Regions from separate parts of the Mus musculus genome. Here all the other regions are linked to region 1. The links are chromatin contacts, found by Hi-C or POLR2A ChIA-PET in ENCODE. All regions are on one chromosome and are shown on one strand. Each heading gives the region's core, a stretch centred on a gene start or an enhancer-like site at or near the end of the contact. The rest is flanking DNA. Distances are from core to core; before and after follow the strand shown.

What was found. A loop is a pair of places that touch in the nucleus more often than their neighbours do. ChIA-PET counts read pairs that join two places held with the same protein, here RNA polymerase II (POLR2A).
Region 2: POLR2A ChIA-PET joins it to region 1 with 22 read pairs in embryonic stem cell. The contact joins the promoter of 1110038B12Rik here to the promoter of Ddx39b in region 1. POLR2A ChIA-PET finds 5 or more read pairs at or near these places in 3 of 5 experiments (Patski and embryonic stem cell).
Region 3: a loop to region 1 is called in a map of left cerebral cortex, with 5 times the contacts of the local background. The contact joins the promoter of Dxo here to the promoter of Ddx39b in region 1. A Hi-C loop is called at or near these places in 5 of 37 maps with a recorded cell type or tissue (Patski, heart and left cerebral cortex). POLR2A ChIA-PET finds 5 or more read pairs at or near these places in 1 of 5 experiments (embryonic stem cell).

What each region holds. Positions count from the first base shown.
Region 1 is chr17:35,239,794-35,244,254 of GRCm38, forward strand. Ddx39b (DEAD box helicase 39b) reads left to right here and starts at 1,953. Exons shown (of 11, transcript NM_019693.3): 1 at 1,953-2,059; 2 at 3,320-3,657; 3 at 4,343-4,461. The coding sequence starts at 3,447. It overlaps LOC115488830 (a small nucleolar RNA gene), which reads left to right and starts at 2,885; the gene lies at 2,885-2,961. It overlaps Mir6975 (microRNA 6975), which reads left to right and starts at 4,282; the gene lies at 4,282-4,342.
Region 2 is chr17:34,950,234-34,954,797 of GRCm38, forward strand. 1110038B12Rik (RIKEN cDNA 1110038B12 gene) reads right to left here and starts at 2,238. Exons shown (of 4, transcript NR_015536.1): 1 at 2,119-2,238; 2 at 1,903-1,940; 3 at 1,652-1,692; 4 at 2-242. It overlaps LOC115488834 (a small nucleolar RNA gene), which reads right to left and starts at 1,842; the gene lies at 1,780-1,842. It overlaps Snord52 (small nucleolar RNA, C/D box 52), which reads right to left and starts at 775; the gene lies at 717-775. It also overlaps the pseudogene Gm8696.
Region 3 is chr17:34,835,427-34,840,371 of GRCm38, forward strand. It overlaps Dxo (decapping exoribonuclease), which reads left to right and starts at 1,593. Exons shown (of 7, transcript NM_001163770.1): 1 at 1,593-1,790; 2 at 1,967-2,328; 3 at 2,475-2,710; 4 at 2,800-3,019; 5 at 3,122-3,257; 6 at 3,387-3,481; 7 at 3,561-3,760. The coding sequence starts at 1,973. The coding sequence ends at 3,711. Stk19 (serine/threonine kinase 19) reads right to left here and starts at 1,477. Exons shown (of 7, transcript NM_019442.3): 1 at 1,351-1,477; 2 at 1,004-1,140. The coding sequence starts at 1,450. It overlaps Skiv2l (superkiller viralicidic activity 2-like (S. cerevisiae)), which reads right to left. Exons shown (of 28, transcript NM_021337.2): 25 at 4,870-4,945; 26 at 4,571-4,789; 27 at 4,265-4,405; 28 at 3,800-4,179. The coding sequence ends at 3,979.

The DNA.
Region 1 (4,461 bases), core at 703-3,202:
ATCTCACCACCCAAGTCTCACTTGGCAGACCAAAGAGCTCGCTGGAGTTATTGGCAGTATGGTGGGTGATAGGTTACTTATAGGAGTGAGACTGGAGTAGCTTCCCATCAGAAAGTCGCCCACCAGCGTGACTTGTATGCAGACCAAAGAGTCCTGCCACCAGGAGCTGTTTATTGGTGACACAATCTGGGAGAAGTGTTCCGTGTCTTGCAACTTTTTTTCTGAATTTCCTGAGCCTTCTCCACTCTCATCAGGAGGAAATGTTTCGGGGGAAATAGCTATACAAAAGCAAGGAGATTTTTGAAGAGGAGGGACACATGTGATAGGAAATTGGGGTGCTTACACCCTGGTGTTTCCCTGCTAGCTGTATTGCCTTGGCCACCTTGTTTTATTTCTCTATTTTCATATGTTTACAGGAAGAGTGGAGCGGGGCATGGGTCTGCATTCAAATCCTCCAGCAGGAGAATTGAGAGCTTGAGGCCAGTCTATATAACTGCTCAAACTCAGTAACAGAGAAAGGAAGAAAAAAATGGCAAGACAGATGAGGGGCACTCACCTTGCTGTGGCCCCAGTGGCCCAGGTTTTAAGCATTGTTAAAATCACAGCCAGCTGTTAAGACAATCCCTTCCTGCCCTGGCTACCTTAACGAGGACTGTCAGCATGGCCATTTTGAATCTTCTATAAAGTCTTTGAGGAAACCACACAGCTAATGGCTCAGCCAGGATTGTTTCTGTCCTCTCTCTCCTCCCCCAGTGGAGGGTGGAACTTCCCATAGTCCAGTAGCAGGAAGATGTGTTATCACTGATGCCAAAGGGACAATATTATGATTGGTGCAAACACAAGTCTTCATTTGCACGAGTTTGCTGTTTGCTGTGTTTGGTGCAAACACCCTTTGCTGGCTGTAAAGCAGAAAGTTTGGCTCACTTGGGTCAGCTGGGACAAACCTTACTATGCTACCCTCCACAATGTCACATTAGGTCCAGTAACAGGAAGACAGTGGCTAAGAGCCCGCCAACTAGGTCACTAGGAGAGTTCCTGGAAACGCTTCAAAGCTAAAGGCCCAGGTACCGCACTTTCTGGAGCTACAGTTCGTAATAAGTTACCAGGGCCGAGGAATTCCCACTCCTCTCTGATTTATACAAAACCCGCCGGCCTGCTGCTTAGGGCTGCCAAATGCGGAGGGATCAAAAGCTACCAAGCCCCAGCCCAGAGAGCTTATGCGTTGAGCAGGACACAGCCAGCTGGTTGGCAACACTGATACTTAGTGTTACTTTGTATTAATATTAAGTGTCCTTAATAGGGAAAGCCCGAGCTTGTGTTTATGTAGCAAGGCAACAGGACAACACTTCTGCTATATGTAACATCTCAAAGGGAATACCACATGGGGGGAGGGGGATGTCCAGGCTGAATAATGGAACTGAGATTATTCTGCTGCTCTAGTTAGCAAGAATTATGGAAAGGTGCATAACCTCAAACCCCACCATTTATTTAGCACCTAGACAGAATGTAAGCCTCCATCTTTCGATATAATTTTGGGTAAATCCTGCCTATTCTCTGCACGACTGTAATGGGCGTGGTCACGTGTCCCCCTCCCCTCCAGCAGAGGCCCGAGTTAGCCGCTCTCGGGTCACCTTGACTACGAGGCTAAGGACCCCGTGAGAAACGCTTCTCATTCGATCGCGGAGTCCTCCATGCCCACAGAGAGGTGCCCAGGGAGAAGCCTGGCGTGGCAAACAAAACTAAAGTAGAGCCGACCGTCGGAGGGTGTTGCATAAGCGTAGAAGAACAAAATGGAGAGCTCTGCGGGGGAAGACGTGAGTTTCCTGTCGCGCTCTTGCTACTGGCGACCGGAGGAGGCGTCGTCTGAAGCTTCATTTCAAGTGGGCGTTCTGCAAAGCCAGCCGCGGAGCGCGCGCGGCGAAAGCCTGCTTCCGGCTCCTTGCGCGTGCGCCCTGGCGGCCGGGAAGGCGGGAGGCCGGGGCGAGCCTGGAACCGGAAGTGAAGGCAGCTTCCCGCCTCCGTCCCCGTTGCTGCCGCCATACACGCTCGCAGTGCTTAGGTAAGCTTTGGCCCTGTGCACCATCCACCGCCATCTGCTTCTCCCGCGGCTCGCCCCGCCGCGCGGGTCCCTGATACCCGGTGCCGGGCCGGCGCCGTGGCCGCCGGCGCGCAGGCGGGCGTCCAGTTCTGTTGTCTTCACCCCTTTCTGAGAGCAGATCTTGGCGGGGAGCTGGGAGACAAGGGGGGAACGATCCAAAATGGTGGCCTCGGCCGCCATTGTGTCTCCGCGCTTCCTGGGTGTTCCAGTGGGTCCTCTGCCCACCCGGGGCCGCGGCGGCCGGAGGCGGCGCCAGGAGGAGGGCGGGGCCCCTCGCATCTCCCCTCCGGGCCTTTTCTTGCTCGCCCAGGGATGGGAAGATCTCGCTCCGGGGCCCGTCCAGCCCTTTGACCCCGCTTTCGCTGCCTTATTTGGAGCTCTCTGTGAATGGCTGCCTCTGTGCGTGGCCGATGGTGTCGCGCACTTCTGGGGAAGCTTTTCCGAGAGCACTGCAAGGCGTTCCTTTCTAAGGCCACCCGGCTCACACTCTTAATCCTGCATCGTTCTCAGCTGTGACCTTAATTCCTTAGTGCGACTTTTAAAATTAACTTTGGCAGCGCTGAGCCGAACCTTGCGGCCTCTCGCGTTACTAAGCAAGCACTGCCATTGAACTGCACACACCCATCTTTTTCAAAACAAAAAAATTTTTTTTTTCTTGAAATGGAGCCATTCATACACTTCCCACCCTCCGCCCCGCACCACCCTCCTTCCTGCTTCTGTTCCCCGGTCCAGGTGTGCGCCGCTGGGACGGCCACTCGGGGGTTTCTGAGCAAGAGAATAGCGGCAGCCACATGATGTTTGCATTTGGGAAGTGAGCGCTCTGCGCAGTGCTGACCCTTATCTATCACCCTTGACTGATGGCTGACGTTGGGGATCACCACCGTGAGGTGGCAGGAGAAAGCGCAGTCTCTGTCTTCCCTTGTCCTTTGTGTCTCAACCCTCGTGTGAGTCGTTAGTCACGCTCATTTTACTGCGGTCTCCCAGTTGGCTCCTGCCTGTCGAAGTGTGTGTTACAAAGTCTGGTTAGCGGTGGAGCCCACTCTGTCTCTCCCGTCTGGTGTTCCCGTTTCTTATGTCATGAGTCTCTTTGTTAACTCTTCTTTCGGGACAAAGGTTTCACAGTTTAGGGAAGAATAGGACGGGTGTAGGGATCGACGAGAAGTGACGAGTCCATTCGTGACTGATGAGTTTTTCCGGTTTTTTTGTTGTCCCCTCTCCCAGCTCTTCTGTCGGAAACTGGTGTCTTTCCCCTTGCTGTTCTTCAACCCCTCTCTTTGGCCCTTGCTTCCTCACCTGCTCTGGGACACCTAACTCAAGAGACCTCCCTTCTCCCCCTGCCGGCCCAATTATGGCAGAGAACGATGTGGACAATGAGCTCTTGGACTACGAAGACGACGAGGTGGAGACAGCCGCTGGGGCAGATGGGACCGAGGCTCCCGCCAAGAAAGACGTCAAGGGCTCCTACGTCTCCATCCACAGCTCCGGCTTCCGAGATTTTCTACTCAAGCCAGAGCTGCTCCGGGCCATCGTTGACTGTGGCTTTGAGCATCCATCAGAGGGTACATTTTATTGTTGGGTGTAGAGACCTTATTTAGCACCTCTGGTGCAAGAAAAGGGAGGTTCAAGTCTAGGGTCATAGGATTTGAATTTATTTGGGATAGGCCAAGCTCTGAGAATGTACCCAAGACGGCAGCTGTAGAAGAGGCTTTTGTTCTCCGTTAAACAGAGGGCTGCCATTTGTTCTGTGCCTGGCTTTTTTGCTTGGTTTTTGTCTTTCTGACTGTTCGGACTCCCAGAGAGGGCCTGGTTGGACCTTTAGTTCCCTTCTTTTGGGCCAGGCCAAGTGTCGTTTCCGGAAACCTTAACGATCAGGATGCTGGCTTCTGTGGCTTCTGGGTCAGGTACCAAGTCCTTCATTTTGTTCAAGGTTGCAGGGTTACATGACCCAAAAGCACAGCAACCTATGTAGGAGAAATGGCCTGTGGCAGTCGAATTCATAGATTGTTGCGGTGTAAGAAAAGTAAGTTTAGCCAGGAACGTGGAAGGTGAGCTGTTGGTAGCTTCACGAGGGTTCTTTCTTAGCGGAACTGGGGAGCTGGGGTAGGAGGGTTTGACTTGAGTGTAAGAGTGATGAGGGTCAGGGAAAGGATGGGGTCTGAAAGGTGACAAGGTGACATATGATGAGTCGGCTGGGGAGAAAGGGGTTTGGCACGGTGCAAAAATGTCTCTCCTTTCTCCTCCTAGTCCAGCATGAGTGCATCCCGCAGGCCATTCTGGGGATGGATGTCCTGTGCCAGGCCAAGTCAGGCATGGGAAAAACAGCAGTGTTTGTCCTGGCCACACTGCAGCAGCTGGAGCCCGTT
Region 2 (4,564 bases), core at 988-3,487, 290 kb before region 1:
ATTTAAGTACTTTTAAAAGTATTTTATTGAGATCGTTCAGGAAACTATGCATTTCCAAGCCATTATATAGTCTGGGCAAGATAAGTTCTTATTTCATTTGTCTAATACTCATGTTCAAGGGAGGCCCTGGTTCAGTCTGGGCGCAGGGCTCGCAGATTACACCTTACAGCCTCTCATGTTCAGATAACTGGCAACAAAGCAATAAAAAGCCGTCCAACTTGTCAGTGCGTAGCAGCAAAGCCCTGAAAATTCAGAAGAACATTTTCAGCAGGGGAACAGCAAACACAAAGCTGATTTATGTGTTTCTAAAACCAGGATATTCCAACAAGGTCAGCTTTACAATCTGCACAGCGGGTTCATTGTGCTAACTTTACAGGCCCTAGTGACATCATACAAAGCCTTCAACAACCCCTCCACCCCGCCTTTACTGCTTTATTACCCTGAAAAGTGAGCTAACCACCCACCTTCATGTGGGCAGGACAAAGGGCTGGCTCTCATTAGATGATTAGCTCATTCAGGTCACATCTAGGTCACTTCCACCTTTGTCTGGATTCCAAGGTTAGCCCTCATCTAGGTGAGGGGATGGGGCCCCTGTGAAGTCCTCAGAGCTCACCCTGGAGAGTTAAGATGGGCACAATGAGAAACAGGAGAGCAGGGTATGTTCCTCACCAGAGCCAGTGTTGGCACACTGGGCTCAATCTCAAGAGGTTCCCCAAATGAGTCAGATTTATAGCTGACATCAAGGACAGCGTCAGAGACTCTAGTCTGTGAAATCATCACTCTCAATTGAGGGAGACCAGAACCTAGGGTACCACCCAGGGAATGTCAATCCGATAGACACAGGATGCGGTAGCCAGTGTGTGTAGTTAGGCTTCGGACTGTTGCAGAGCTATATAAAGCCAAAACTCCTGGGGACTGAAATTTAACTGCTAAAACCTTTAACGAAAAAAGGTGGCATGGGCCGGAGAGATGGCTCATAACCATGTGTAATGGGATCTGACGCCCTCTTCTGGTGTGTCTGAAGACAGCAATAGTGTACTCACAAACATCTAAATCTTAAAAAAAAAAAAAAAAAGGTGGTTGGAGCCAGGACTAAGGCCATCCTGAATTGAGAGCCCGTCTAAATACCCAAAAGCATAGTCTAAAACAGTGGCTCTCAACCTGTGTCACCAAGGAACCCTTACATAGGGGTCCCAGACAGGACAGCCTGTGTTATCACAATAGCAAACTTTAGTTATGAAGATACAAGGAAAATAAAACCGATGGTTAGGAACATCACAGCCCGAGGAACTGCATTAAAGGCCCTCAGGAAGGCTGAGACCCACTGCCGTGGACTAGCATACAGAACTTAAAGGCACAAGAAATAATCAAGGCAGCTCCTGGATCCACCATAGATTTAGAGTTAGGGAGATTAGTTAAGATCTAAAAACAAAAAGATGGCTGGGTGGTAGCTTGCTTGGAGACTGGCTAATGCAGGCAGGATATTAAGAACAAAACAAGGGCCAGTCGGTGGTGCTGTATGCATTTAATTCCAGAGAGTAGAGGCAGGCGGATCTGAGATCAGGGCTACATGGAGAAACCCTGTCTCGAATCCACCCCTTCCAAAAAGTCAAGCCAAGAGACAAGCATGCCAGTGAAACCTAAGACTAACCTTTCTTCAGGTGTAGGCAGCTGGCGTGTGTCCTCAAATCCCTACCAGAAAGCAAGACACAGAGGTAAATTACTCAGAACTCTAGGCCACTCAAAACCCACGCCACTGCCGATTTTGGACCCGGGGACGGTCAGCGCGCTGCGGTGATGGCGTCAGCGAGACACTCAGAATCACCAGAAATCATCATTACTGTCCTCTCCCCGAAACCAGCCCCTCCTCACACCGCCTACCTCTCGCCAGCATGCGCTTACCATTGTGCTACTGGGTACGGCTGGCGTGGGCCAGGAACCTGGAAGAGATCATTGAATGAGCACAGGTCGTAGAGACCCCGGCCTGCAGCCCCCACCCCGGCCTGGGTCAGTTACAAGGAGTGGCGTCACGTGGACATCAGAAACTCTAGTCTGTAAATGTGGGTCATCATACCCGGCCCCACACCGCAGAGCCCTCCCCACAGGACCCCAGGATACCTGCGGCACGAGGCGGACCCATGCCTTGCTCTCCGGAGTCCTCAGACCCTGCCCAGACCGGTGGAGAACAAAGAAGGGTGAAAACACGGCAAACCGTGTGGGCGGGTGCACAAAGAGACCCGTGTGCCGCCCGCCTCGGCCATTTATACCCACGCCTGGCCCGGGGGTCCTGACGGACATAGTCGTCTTCTCATATGCCTGACTTGATCGCGCTGACAAATGCGAAGGGAACAAAGAGGAATCATGTTTCTTACTGTCCTAAGTAGAGAATCATGTATATGACGACAATTTGATAAACTACCAATCCAAAGGAAAGAAAAAAAAAAAAGAAAGAAAGAAACAGGCAGCCTAATCGGCCAAGATTGGGTAAAGACCCTGGAGCTCCTACAGGATAGGTCAGCTCTTTGGTCTCCTTTAGGCTTATGGCTTTGCGGATTCTGTACTCATGTTTGGATCCAGTCTACCCAGGAGGACTCATATTGCCTACACCTAGCAGAAAAATCTGAATTTGCACCTCAGCTTCTGCTCTCCGTTAAAAAGAAAAAAAAAAGAAAAAAAAAAGATTACTGAGTGCTCTGCTGCATGTACACGTGCGTGCCAGAAGAGGGCATCAGATTCCCTTATACATGGTCACGAGCATTTGGTTGCTGGGAATTGAACTCAGGACTTCAGGAAAAGCAACCAGTGCTCTTAACTGGTGAGCCATCTCACCAGCCCCAACATTTTTATTTAAAGGGGGATAAAAGCCACACACACACAAACACACATCTGGCTCATAGTCTAAGATGGGTTCCAACCATGCCTACAATTACAGGCGTGACACACTACTATGTTGAGAGAGAGAGAGAGAGAGAGAGAGAGAGAGGGGGGGGGGGTCGGTTTCAAGACCGGGTTTCTCTGTGTAACCCTGACTGTCCTGGAACTTGCTCTGTAGACTAGGCTGGCCTCGAACTCACAGATATCTACTTGCCTCTGCCCTGAGTGCTGGGATTAAAGGCATACAACACCACTGGCCAGCTTTTAAGAAATATTTTTAGATTGATTGTATTTGTGTCTATGTGTGTTAGAGGAAGTTGTAAGCCACCTGGTGATAGGTGCTGGGAACTGAAGCCAGGTCCTTAGAAAGATCAGTAAGTGCTCCTGACCACTGAGCCACTGCTCCAGCCCCTTTGTCTTTTTTTTTTTTTTTGAGACAGCAATTCTGTACCATGACGGTCAACATTCCTACTTCCTTTTCCTAAATGCTGAAATTACATGTGCAAGGCACTATACGCTTCTCTATCTTCATTTTAAAATACATTTTAGCCAGAAGCAGTGGTGCACAACTTTAATCCTAGCACTTGAGAGGCAGGGGCAGGTAGATCTCTTTGAGTTCAAGGCCAGCCTGGGCTACGCAGTGATGAGATAGTGCCTCAGAACATAACTAAAATTTAAAATCTAAGAATCCTATAGTAGCCGGGCAGTGGTGGCACATGCCTTTAATCCCAGTACTTGGGAGGCAGAGGCAGGCAGATTTCTGAGTTCAAGGCCAGCCTGGTCTACAGAGTTAGTTCCAGGACAGCCAGGGCTACACAGAGAAACCCTGTCTCAAAAAACAAAACAAAACAAAAAACAAACAAAAACAAAAACAAATAAAAGAATCCTATAGTAATTATGTGTTCGATAAGTCTCTCAGTTCCTAGGCCCAAGTTCCACCTGGGAGGGTTATAGGAAGAGACTCTTCAGTTCCAAACTGAGTGCACGTTAGCCAGAAATGACCTCTAACAGTGTAAAATGGCTTACGAATTAACTGCTTCTCTAATGAGCATAATTGCCTTGGCCTCTATTAAACTATTACTGAAGACTTCTTTTTTTTTTTTTTAAACGCAGATGTAGTACAATATAATAGTAACTGGTTGAAAGTAGTACATGCTAACAGACAATATGATACACAAACAGGGTGGCAGTAGACAGGAAAGGGCAGAGGCCACGGCCTACACCAAGAGCCTTTCAATAGACTGCTGAATGGACTGGATCTGCTGCTTTAGTTGAGAGCCTTCTTTGATGGTAACAGAACAGGCGATGACTGGCCTGGAGATGCCACACGCCCCGTCCTAAAGCCTGCTTGGAGCGCACAAATACATAGGGGACATTCTTGTCTTCTCACAGCAGAGGGAGGTGCAGGATGATCCCCAAGGGCTCAGCGTCTGCTGCCATCACAGTGAACTCAGAGATGCCTCTGTTGGGGGTTTTGGTGGCTTCATTGGCTCCTTTCCGAAGCTGCTTGTAGTTACATGACTGTTGAACAAGGCCCAGCAGCTTCTTGGTGAGGTGGGCATCTGCGAGGGGATAGGCCTTCGGAGTCACATCAGTCTCTGTCATGGCTGCGGTGTGCCGGCCTCGCCGCGACTCGACGACAGCCCACCTCAAGAGGGACTGAAAAACTACTGAAGACATCTTTACCCTA
Region 3 (4,945 bases), core at 343-2,842, 400 kb before region 1:
AAGAAGAGACTCCCTCTAGTTAACCTTCTGACTACTGTAAACCCCAGCATTAGGGAGATGAAAGCAGGAGAATATCAAGTTTAAGGCAGTCTGGGCTACAAATTAAGACCTTGTCTTAAAACAAAACTTGTGCAACTCTGAAAGCTTTTTGTTTAAAGAAAAAAAAAAAAACAGTTATAGAAAAGGAAGCACAGGGGCCATGGCCTGAGGAGGAGGTCAGAAGTCACCTGCAGGAATCAAGGTCAGAAACTCTGTAACAATATAAGGACAAAGCTAAGCAAGAAGGATCTGTGACAGCCTCTAAGGAGGAACTGCCCTAGTTAAAAGGAGCCCAGAGAGGTATGTAGCAGCAGAGAGCCGTTCACAGTGTTCTGACCTTCAACTCAGGCAGAGGTCTGAGAGTTCCTATAAAACAGAGACTGAAATCTGCCCACTGTGGATTTTTTTTGTGTGAAGAGACATGGCCCTGGCTTTCAATCGCCTTCTAAACTTGGCCACGAGGTTACATCACTCCTCTAGTCTCCCTAAGTATCTCATTTAGCCCCTATGCCTTGTGCACCACAGCCTAGAATGATCTGCAGCGTCATAGCCCACTGTCTCATACATCTATAATCTGCAACTCAGTGTACGCACATCAGGCAAGCAGCTACTCGGTGCCTCCCTCCTCTAGTCAATCCCCTAATCACTAACTGATCACTTGGGAAATCTGGGAATTAACACTAGACTCATCTCTCTCCTTCAGTCAATCTCTCTCACCGGTGACCTTCAGTACACCTTTGTCCGCGCTCACTAACCTTCTCTAACAGCCATCACCTGTCAGATGTGACATCTGCCTGCAGTTCCAAACCCCTGGGATTTGCTCTGCATTTGCCTTGGCCTAACGCCTGCTGACGGACGACTGAGTGTCTGAGCGACAGGGACTTGGCGAGTGCCCTCGAGGCTGCGGGTCGGAGGGCCGGGGCTGGTGGGGGGGGGACACGCCAAAGGTCTCCAAGGTGCTCACCAGTTGTAGGTCGGCCACCGTCCGGTCTGGCACCAGACTGTACACTTGGCTCCTCAGCGCGATGGGCGGCAGCGCATCCTCGAACAGCCCCCGGGGAAACAGCTTCACGAGCTCCTCGATGGCCTCGCGCGCCGAGCCTGTGGTGGAGCAAGCGCGTGGTCAGGTCCGGGTGGAGAGCGAGGGTGGAGACAGCGCGGAGGTTCGGACGCCCCAGCCCTCAGAGTCGCTGCCCAGCGCCTGGGTTGCCATGGTTACTACCCTAGGTCCTCCTCCTCCTCCTCCTCCTCCCCCCCCTCCTCCAAGGGTGGATACCCTCGGGCTTTCCGCGCCCAGGTTGCCATGGTTACCTGCTCTTGTTCTTAAAGGATCCGCTCTCACGGGCCCCGGCGCCCGCCTCCGCTTCACCCCAAAAGCCTCAGACGCCAGGAGCCGTCTCTTGCGATTCATAACCCGGATTTCAGGATTCCGGGAAAGGAGTCCCGAAGACCGCGTCTTCCGGCACAGAATAATGACGACGGGCCCTCTGGCTGGTCGTCTGAGTTTGATGACGAAGGCAGCCTCACTTCCGTCGCCCGCACCGCTGCTGATTGGCTCCCGACCAGAGCGCTCACTGGGGCGCGCCGAGGCGCGAGTGGCCCGCCTGGGTTCCCGCTCCGGTGCAGACGGACCTCGCCCACTCCGACGCTGAGGGCGGATGAGAGCGTCATCAGAAACAGCAACTCCGTGTTTGCATCCTTCTCCGGCTTCTGACGTGCGGCCCTGACGCCGTAGCCTCGAGGAGGTGGAGGTCGGTCAGGGTGGGGAGCTTTGAGGTAACCAAGTCTTAGCTTCAACCCCCAAACTCCTCAAGCTCGCCGCGTTCGTTGGTCCGTGGGTGGGAACGAGGCGCCCGGCTCCTGACACGCAGAGCCCAAACCTGGAAGCTCACTCGCTCCTTATCCACTGGAAACGCTTTCCTCGCAGGACCTCATGGAACCCAGAGGGACTAAGAGAAAAGCGGAGAAGACAGAGGTGGAAAAGCCTTTGCACAAACTCCCCCGGGCAGTCCCTTTACTGCGGACACAGCCCTCTCTGTACTCGGGACCCTTCCCGTTCTACCGGCGTCCATCCGAACTGGGCTGCTTCTCCCTGGACGCACAACGCCAGTACCATGGAGATGCCCGAGCCCTCCGCTACTACAGCCCCCCTCCCATCAACGGCCCAGGCCCGGACTTTGACCTCAGAGATGGATACCCTGACCGATACCAGCCCCGGGACGAGGAAGTCCAAGAGAGGTTGGACCATTTGCTGCGCTGGGTCCTGGAACACCGGAACCAGCTGGAGGGGTGAGCCCGGTGCAACGCAGAAGCTGACCTGGTGACCCGGCTTTCTCTTCTGAAGTTGGGAAAGCCAAATGGTCTTTAGTGGGGACTTTGAGTCAACAGAAGTAAAACTCGAGTCAGACCATAAACCCCGCATTCTTCCCTCCCAGGGGTCCCGGCTGGCTGGCAGGGGCCACGGTGACATGGAGAGGGCACCTGACAAAATTGCTGACCACGCCGTATGAGCGGCAGGAGGGCTGGCAGCTGGCAGCCTCCCGGTTCCAAGGGACACTGTACCTAAGTGAGGTGGAGACCCCGGCTGCTCGGGCCCAGAGGCTTGCACGGCCACCCCTCCTCCGGGAGCTCATGTACATGGGCTACAAATTTGAGCAGTACATGTGCGCAGGTGAGAGTCGTCGCAGCCGTGCGGTCCCTCTCCCCTTCCACAGAGGTCGAGATCCCCTTCCTCTGCTGCTGCCTTCTCTTCTTGTGCAGACAAACCCGGAGGCTCCCCAGACCCCTCTGGGGAAGTTAACACCAACGTGGCCTACTGCTCTGTGCTACGCAGCCGCCTGGGAAACCACCCTCTCCTGTTCTCCGGGGAGGTAGACTGCCTGAACCCCCAGGCTCCTTGCACACAGCCTCCCTCCTGCTACGTGGAGCTCAAGACATCCAAGGAGATGCACAGCCCTGGCCAGTGGAGGAGCTTTTACAGGTTCTGGCCGGGGCCGGGACTGACGGGGGGGGGGGTTGGGGGGGGGTTGGGGGGGGTTGGGGGGGGTGGAGGGTCCTGCTGACCCTTTGCCTCTCCCGTCAGACACAAGTTGCTGAAATGGTGGGCTCAGTCGTTCCTCCCGGGGGTCCCACATGTTGTTGCCGGCTTCCGGAACCCAGAAGGTTTCGTCTGTTCCTTAAAGACCTTTCCTACCATGGAGATGTTTGAAAATGTCAGGGTAAGGCAGGTGTCAGAGTGGCCATCTGTTTCCCCACCCCCTGTACCAAGTCCTCAGACCCAGTGCCCCTTTGCCACCTGCCTTTTCCTCTTTCCACCCCCAGTCTTCTGCCTCTTGTGCCCCCTCCAGAATGACCGAGAAGGCTGGAATCCCTCTGTGTGCATGAACTTCTGTGCTGCCTTCCTTAGCTTTGCCCAGAGCACAGTAGTCCAGGACGATCCCAGGTAAGGCCTTCATGTTTGTGCACTGCCTCTGGATCCCGGCTCAATCTCTGGCTTCACCCCACACCTCTGTCTTCCACAGGCTTGTCCACCTCTTCTCCTGGGAACCTGGTGGCCCTGTCACTGTGTCTGTCCATCGTGACGCACCCTATGCCTTCCTGCCCTCATGGTATGTGGAGACTATGACCCAAGACCTCCCACCACTCTCAAAGACTCCCTCTCCCAAGGACTGAGGACAAGTCTGGGCTCCGTGCAGATAATAAAGGCGTGTTTCTAAGTGGGTCTCTTGCTGTGTCTGAATGGAGTCACCTCTGTTCCAAGTTACCATACTCCAAGCACTCTGGTTTGCTCTTTATTTATATTTTTGGGTTTTTAGGGGGTTTTTTTTGTTTGTTTTTAGTTTTTTCAAAACATGGTTGGCATCAAACTCAAAGAGATTTATCTGCCCCTTCGCTGCTACTACAACCCAGCTTATTGTTACATTTCTATCCACACATCCTTTACTGGGTGTAGAGGCTGGCTGCGAAGACGATGTCCCGCCGTAACAAGGTGGCTGCCGTCTCCATCTTGGCACCCAGCACAGGCTCACCCACCAAACGTGCTGCTCCTCGAAGCGAGCGACACATCTCAGCCAGACGCTGGATGCAGCGGACGACCAAGCCCTCAGGGGTCCCTGAGAGCCCTGCCAACTCGGAGAAGGGCTATGGGAAGAGCAGAGTGAAGACTAAATGTGCCAGGTCTTGCATGGCTTCTCCCAACCAGCCAACTGCCAAACCCGGCACTTACCATACCCCTAGCCCACTCATACACAACCTCTACCAGCCCAAAATTCAGCTCTCCCACAAACTCCTCCACTGTCTGGTTCAGGCCACAGGCCACCTGAACCTCGCCAATCCGCTTGGCCACAGCTTTGACTCGTTCTACCCCCTGCAGAGGAGGAAGGAAGGGTTAAGACCTCCAGCATCAGGACCAGGGAGGCCCCTATTGAGGAGGAGATCAGACACACTGTGGGAGGCCTTTACCAAGACTGAGAAGAGGGTGGAGGGGTGGGGGTGGCAATGTATAATCCAGGAGAGGGGTGATGGCCCCTACCTGTTTGAGGGTACTTGGGAGCTGGTCGCCAGGGTCCCCGGGGCTCTGGCACACCAGGCCAGAGAGCAGAGCTGCGATTTCCTCTGGTCGCAGAGCGCTCAGTGCATTGTCAAACATGAGTTCAGTGAGGAGCAGCTCATGGCTGCTCATGGCACAGGCCACTCGGCCTGCCAGCTTCACTGTGCCAGCCTCATCCACATAGCCCAGAGTCCGGAGCACCTGCACAGAAGGGGGAGGTTTGGGGAGCCTGCTGTCTCCCTGAGCTTCCCTAACCTCACACACCCATCCTGCCCACTTACCTCTACACGCTGGTGGTACTCAGGGAGCAGTAACAGCGACTGGTCAGACAGGAGGAAGCGCAGCCTCTCCATTTCC